Regions from separate parts of the Homo sapiens genome. Here region 1 is linked to region 2. Evidence: chromatin contacts called from ENCODE Hi-C or POLR2A ChIA-PET data. All regions are on one chromosome and are shown on one strand. Each heading gives the region's core, a stretch centred on a gene start or an enhancer-like site at or near the end of the contact. The rest is flanking DNA. Distances are from core to core; before and after follow the strand shown.

The links. A loop is a pair of places that touch in the nucleus more often than their neighbours do. ChIA-PET counts read pairs that join two places held with the same protein, here RNA polymerase II (POLR2A).
Region 1: a loop to region 2 is called in a map of dorsolateral prefrontal cortex, with 1.8 times the contacts of the local background. The contact joins the promoter of SVOP here to the enhancer-like site in region 2. A Hi-C loop is called at or near these places in 1 of 168 maps with a recorded cell type or tissue (dorsolateral prefrontal cortex). POLR2A ChIA-PET finds 5 or more read pairs at or near these places in 3 of 52 experiments (AG04450, Caco-2 and PC-9).

The regions. Positions count from the first base shown.
Region 1 is chr12:109,018,742-109,022,338 of GRCh38, reverse strand. It overlaps SVOP (SV2 related protein), which reads left to right and starts at 1,271. Exons shown (of 16, transcript NM_018711.5): 1 at 1,271-1,505. The coding sequence starts at 1,471.
Region 2 is chr12:108,848,775-108,852,212 of GRCh38, reverse strand. All of the region lies in intron 2 of SSH1 (slingshot protein phosphatase 1), which reads left to right. Among named protein-coding and RNA genes, the nearest start is that of SSH1, 7.1 kb to the left of the region's middle. RefSeq lists silencers at 1,204-1,273, 1,284-1,333, 1,374-1,423. Within about 2 kb of position 1,277, at least 21 of the 41 ENCODE cell types and tissues checked have a DNase peak (open chromatin) inside an H3K27ac peak, as active enhancers do; they include dorsolateral prefrontal cortex, where a contact is called at or near this core.

The DNA.
Region 1 (3,597 bases), core at 22-2,521, 170 kb before region 2:
CTTCCTTTAGTTCCTTGTAAGTGTCCATTCAACGGTCATTCTCATAGCTTTTGCCAGTTGCCATCATGGATCATCTTAGTAGTTTTCTGTTGTATAATTTTCCAGCTTTTCTTTTCATTTGTTCACACTTGATCAGGGGTTTCCACTTCATGGTGCTGGGGAGCTTTTAAAAAATACCCTGAGGCCGGGCGCAATGGCTCACATCTATAATCCCAGCATTTTGGGAGGCCGAGATGGGAGGATTGCTTGAGGCCAGGAGTTCTAGATCAGCCTGGGCAACAAAGCAAGACCCCATCTCTACAATAAATAAATTAGCTGGGTATGCTGGGATGAGCCTGTGATCCCAGCTACTAGGGAGGTTGAGGTGGGAGGATTGCTTTAGCCCAGGTGGTTGGGGCTGTAATGAGCCATGATCATGCCACTGCAACTCCAGCCTGGGCAACAGAGCAAGAACTTGTCTCAAAAATAAATAAATAAATATTGAAAAAATAAAAAATACCCAGGCTTGGCCTCCACCTCCCGAGAGTTGAGTTCAATTGGTTTGAAATGGAGCCAGGCAATTCTTATATGCAGCCTGAACTGAGAACCATTTATTCAACAAATATTTATGGGGTACCTTCTATGTGCCAGACACTGTTCTAGTACTTGGGACACATCAGTGAAACCTCATGGAGCTTAAGTTCTAAAGGGGTCAGAAATTCTAGTGAGAGGTGGCTTAGGGGAACCATTAAACTATCTAGGATCTTGAAGGCAGAGACTTTATTTTACTCATGTTTTTATTCCCCAGGGTCAGGGCTGTAGAATTCACCCAATAACGCTTGTTGAAAGAATGAGTGATCTTTGGCCTTCTCATACCTAATTTACATTTTTCTTTTCTTGATTCATTTCACTAGACCCTTAGCTCCACGATGACAATGACAGGTCGAATTTGTTCTGTCATACCCCCAGTGCCTATTACAGTGCCTGGCACATAGGTGCTCAGTAAACCGTACTTAAATGCATGCCTGTATTTGTTACAGCAGCCTGGGTTTCAAGAGTGTTATACGGATAACATTAATGAATCCACGCAAATAAACATTTAGACACGCATCGTCAATCAAAGGGTGCTCACTGGTACCCGGACAACCATTTCACAGACTGGTGTGCCCTATAGGCATCCCAGTGATACACCATCAGCCAGAGAGCCTGTGAACTCTTCCAAGCAGAAGGGCTCTCCCTGCCCCCTCTCCCCGCGCAGCTCGCTCTGCCCTCCGCCTCCTCTTCTCCGCCCACTCTCGCCGCGGTCTCCTGGCGGCGGAGGCTTTGTCTCGTGGGCTGGTCCCCAGCGGCTCCCTCCCCGAACAGCTGCTGCTCCAGGGAGGAAGCGGCGCGGGTGCTGTCCAGCTTCCCGGTGCTGAAAACCGGAGGGCTCGTCATCCACCACTACCATGTAAGGGCCATGAGAAGGGCTCATCCTGGCGCAGCGCGGACATGGAGGAGGACTTATTCCAGCTAAGGCAGCTGCCGTGAGTATCATGGGGGCGAGCAAGAGGCAGACAGGCTTTCTTTTAAAAAACGAAAACCTGCAAGGGGGGTGGGGGGGGGTACATCTCTGCATGGTTTCTTGAATTTAAAGGGAACTGTTTCAGAGGAAGGAATTAGGGCCTGGAGGAGACAAGCCATTTTCTTTCCCCAGCAGCCCAGCCTCTGTATCTCTGACTCAGTTCCATTTATCAGATCTGTCAGGACCTTATGGGGGAACCACGGGGGTTATGATTCCCCTTTTAATTGCTCTCAATCCTAAAAGGATTTTCAGATGTGAGCTTTAAGAAAGCATTAGCTGCTGTTTTGAAATGTGGACAGAATTGGTGAGTCTATGCAATGACATCGGTCCTTTCCAGCCCTAATCCTATGCTGTGAAATCCATAATTTTTCTGCAAGGTCTTTTGGAAGGGAATGATACTGATGCTGCAAACTGGTTGATAAAAAAAACTGGGATGCCTTCCTAGAGGAGAGGGTTGGGCAAAGTCCTGTTGTTTATGAAGTGTGTGAATGAGAGGGCTGTGCACGGTCGGTGAAACCTCTTGCCTTCTTCTGAATGAAAGGTTTTTGTAGCAGCTAGCTAGAGTGAGACTCACTGTCGGAACATCAGGAATATACTGCTTTGAGGATGGCGATTTTTAAGAAAAACCAAATTTGCTCTGAGAATCTGGGGGAAATATCAAGCAACCGAAAGGACAGGGGCCTTGTAGAGGGGCTTACAGATTTTTCCTACCACAAGCAGATAGTGATTTGTTAAGTAAATTCCAAGAGTATGAGAGGGGGCATTAAAAAGAACATTGGTGGGGCAGGGGTTGTTTTAATTTTTAGAAGCACTAGCCATTTGAGTGGTAAGAGTAGATTCCCTTTGGGATTGTTAGAAAGGATAAATTATAGTTAGTGTGTGTGTATTTTCTTGATTTTAAAAATGGTGGATTATTTTTTTCTATAATCTACTGAGGAATTCTCCCAAGTGACTTTTAGTGTGACTGATACAGTTCTCTGAGGCTGTGAGTACTGAAGGGGATTGTAATGTTTACTTTTCAATCAGAGTAAAATTAGTTTTCACCAAAATTTTTAATTAATTTAAAATTTGCTTTAAAGTTTTACTAATTGATCCACAAATAGTATATCTGATTATGTAATACAGCATTATTTCACAAATGCTAGAGGATGTTCAGTAATAATATCCAGACGTAGATATAACAGTACATAAAAATGTAAAGGTCTGATTACAAATTTCCCAAGGAAAACATACAACTTTTATTGAGAATAAATATCATGTTCAAAAATAAAATGATTACCCCCAATAAAAAATAATTTAATATCAGAAATGTGAACTTTGGTACTCAGAATTAGACTACATATTGGAACTGTGGTTTTCCTGGGATAAATTTTTCAATAATGTCAGAGGATGTGAACTTTTCAAAGATTCATGTGTATATGAACTTTGCAAAAGGGTCATGTATATTTAATCTACTAATATATAGACCTGACATTATCATGACAATTCCTTCTTTAATTAAAAAAAGCAAAAATAAGAAGTTTTCACTTATTTAAATGTAAAAATTTAGGTTTTTATAGGAATATAATACAATGTACCAATAAATAAAGGTAAATAAAGTTCAAAGAGAAGCACAAGAATAAAGAGTAAGTCTCCTTTCTTTTCAAACCCCAGTTCTATTCCCCAGAGTTAAGTTTCTTGATTATTCTTTCTGGTGCTTAATAGGCATAAATACATATATTATCTATTAGGCCAAATTGTGTACTGGTTAAGTACATTATCTCTTGAATCAGACATACTTGGGTTCAAATCCTTACTATGCCACTTCCTGGCTGTGTGACTTTAAGCAAGTGACTTAACCTTTCTGAGACTCAGTTTCCTTAGCTACACAATGAGGATCATAACAGTACTTAATTCATAAGGTTATTGTGAAGATCAAATGAGATAATGTATGCCAAATGCCGGGCAGACACAAAGCACTCAATGCATATTAGCTATTACTATTATTACATCTGAAAAATCATTTATATAAACAAAATATGTAGGTTTACTGTACTGGACTCCCTCAAAATCTT
Region 2 (3,438 bases), core at 28-2,527:
GAAATTATACCTAAAACACATAAAACTGAAGTGCTTTAAAATCCATACATATGTCTAGCCACTTTAATAATATTATATAACGCTTGGAAAAGAAGGAAAATAATTGCCATTATTCTACCACCCTTACATTACCATTTTGAGCATTTTTTGGTAACTTATTATTTTCTAATAGAGACAAGGTCTTGCTGTGTTGCCCAGGCTGGTCTTGGACTCCTGGCCTCAAGACATCTTCCTGCTTGGCCTCCTGAAGTACTGGGATTACAGTCATGAGCTACTGTGCCCGGCCTAACTTGAGCATTTTTATGTATTTTCTTGCAGACTATTCTTCTGCTTAAAAAAAAAAGTAATAATCATGACACTCTGCCCTCACTTTTTCATCTTGCTTTTGGTAAGGTGTTCCTTTTGCGGTAAGCACTTTGCTGATTTGAAACAGATACTCAACCCCCTAAAGGTATCAATTCAGGGTGCTTTAATTGTGCTTATGAGAAATCTTTAGCTCTGCTCATTTAAAAGATTCCAAGATGGCAGTCCTCAGCTGATGTATTCACTAATGGACACCAAAAACATTTTTGTTTTTTCTTTGCCAAAAATTAAGTTCTGCCTTTGTTTGGGTGTTTTGTTGATTTATGGAAGATTCAGCCCTTTGTTATATTAATATCATGTATTCCTTCATACCAAGGAGCCAGTCTTAAACTCTGACCTCATAGTTTTAAAAAAAGTAAATAAATTTTCAGGAATATTGTTCTTTAAAAAAAAATAGTCTGTTTTATCTCATGAGGGGAAGGAAAATTAATTGGAAAAGGAAATATGTGTTCAGAAATTGGGGTCAACCATTCATTACCGACAGCAGGGTGTTCTGGTCAAACTCATATGCAGAACTGGTAGAAATATGCTCAGCTTTTCTCCGATGTTTCTGTGTGCTTGAGTGAAGGGAGGGGAAATACTCACTTTTATTACGGCACACATGATTTCTAAAGATTATGTGGGTAGGGAAACACTAGCCTGCAAGAATCAAAGAGATTCCTTATTTCTGGGTCCTCGCTGGGGGACTTCTGCTGGGTCCTCACTTTTAATGTTATGCTCAAGATACAGGACACATTTGCTCCATCACCCTGGGGTTTTTGATTGGTCAGGTCAGGGCCCACGTCAGGGTTCCCAGGCTAGAAGCAGCTGGATTCCCAATGGGGGCAGTCATGGGCCGAGTTGCAGATCAGACTGTCTGGGTGGAAGCAGGGAGGGGTGGAGTGGAAGTCTGGAGACTGACTGTCGAGGAGGAACTGAAAGAGGGGCTTGCCCACCTCACAGCGGCTCCTGTGGGCGCCCAGCTCCCTTCCCCCCAAATCTCCCCCAGATGCCTGCCCCCAACTGCCCTCCCCACCAGCTCCTCTCTCCACCTGTTCTCCTCCCCAAAATCCCCTTCCCCAGATCCCTCCCTCCAGGTTCCCCTCCCCCGACTCCCCATCTCTCTTCCCCACTCCCCTCCCCCAGATCCCCTCCCCAAGCTTCCCTCCCCCAAATCCCCTCCCTAGATCCCATCCCTAACCATCCCTCCCCAATCCCCTCTCCCATCTCCCCTCCCTGAAGTCCCCTCTCTGAGCTCCCCTTCCCCCAGCTCCCCTCCCTAAATCCCCTCCCCAAGTTCCCCTCCCTCAGCTCCCTTGCCCCAGATTTCCTCCCTAGATCCCCCTCCCCAAGCTCCTCTCCCATTTCTCCTCCCCATCTCCCCACCCCCAGCTCCCCTCCCTAGATCCTCTCCCCAAGCTTCCCTCTCCCAGATCCCCTTCCCCAGCTTTCCTCCCCCATCTCCCCTCCCCCATCTCCCCTCCCCAAGCTCCCCTCTCCCAGATCTCCTCCTTAGCTCCCCATCCCCACGTCCCGTCATTGAGCTACCCTCCCCAAGCCCTTTTCCCCCAGCTCCCTCCTGGAGCTCCCCTCCCCATCTCCCCTCCCCCAGCTCCCTCCTGGAGCTCCCCTCCCCATCTGCCCTCCCCCAGCTCCCTCCTGGAGCTCCCCTCCCCATCTTCCCTCCCCCAGCTCCCTCCTGGAGCTCCCCTCCCCATCTCCCCTCCCCCAGCTCCCTCCTGGAGCTCCCCTCCCCATCTCCCCTCCCCCAGCTCACTCTTGGAGCTCCCCTCCCCCATCTCCCCTCCCCAATGCTCCCCTCCCCCAGCTCCTTCCTGGAGCTCCCCTCCCCATCTCCCCTCCCCCAGCTCCCTCCTAGAGCTCCCCTCCCCATCTCCCCTCCCCCATGCTCCCCCTTGGAGCTCCCCTCCCCCATGCTCCCCTCCCCCATGTTCCCCTCCCCCAGCTCCCTTCTGGGCTCTCCTCCCCATCTGCCCTCCCCTAGCTCCCTCTTGGAGGTCCCCTCCCCCATGCCTCCTCCCCTGGCTCCCCTCCAGCCCTTTCTTGGGGTTGGAATCTCTTCCATCTCTTGTCTCTCTCAGGGCTGTTGTTGATGAGTGAGTACTGAGCTCTGTCACTTAGACTGTCTTTGGGGCAAAGAGCTATTTTTATTTTTTAGTTACCTTTAATAGCTTATAGCATAGTGTTTTCAGTTAATAAGAACTTATAAATAGCAGTGACATGAAAATTTGTATGTGGACCTTTCTCATTAGTATTTAACCTTTTTTAAAATTAAAACTTTTTATTTTTATTTTTTAGAGACAGGGTCTTTGTTGTCCAGGCCGGAGTGCAATGGTGTGATCATAGCTCACTGCAGCCTTGAACTCCTGGGGCCAAGCTATCTTCCCACCTCAGCCTCCCAAGTAGCTGGGACTACAGGCGTGCGCCACCACACCTGGCTAATTTTTTTAAATGTGTTTTGAAGAGATGAGATCACACTGTGTTGTTGAGGCTGGTCTCAAACTCTTGGGCTTAAGTGATCCTCCCACCTCAGCCTCCCAAAGTGCTGGGATTACAGGCGTGATGACAGTCACTGCACCTGGCCCTTTTCTTGCTAATAAAAGGTCCCTTTCTCTTCTAGTTGGGAGCTGCAGGGGACCTTACAAAGGGATGGGAAATAAAGCTTTGGCAGCTTTCCATATTCTCAAAACAGCCCTTGGAGGGGGGTTTTCCCGGTTGGTGGCTGAGGCCCAAGATTGGAATTGGGAAATCCTGTATTTGAAGCGAGACCTCTAATGCCAAGTTGATCCTACTCTGCCGCCTTTCTGGGGACCAGGTTAGTAGTACTGTTGAATTAGCTGTCTTGGACATACAGGTGAGGGAGCATGCCTAAGTCCACTGGGGTGGATTAGCAGCAGCGCCAGGGCCAGCACCAAGGACTCATGCCAACTGGTGGCAGGTGCCTCCTGGGATGTTGGGTCATTCTGACCACCACCGAGAGTCCTTCCGTGCCACTGTCAGCAGGTCCCCAACACCATTGTGACCACAGGGAGACCCTGGGCTGGAGTTGGAGACCTGTGTTCTCATTTAGGGTGG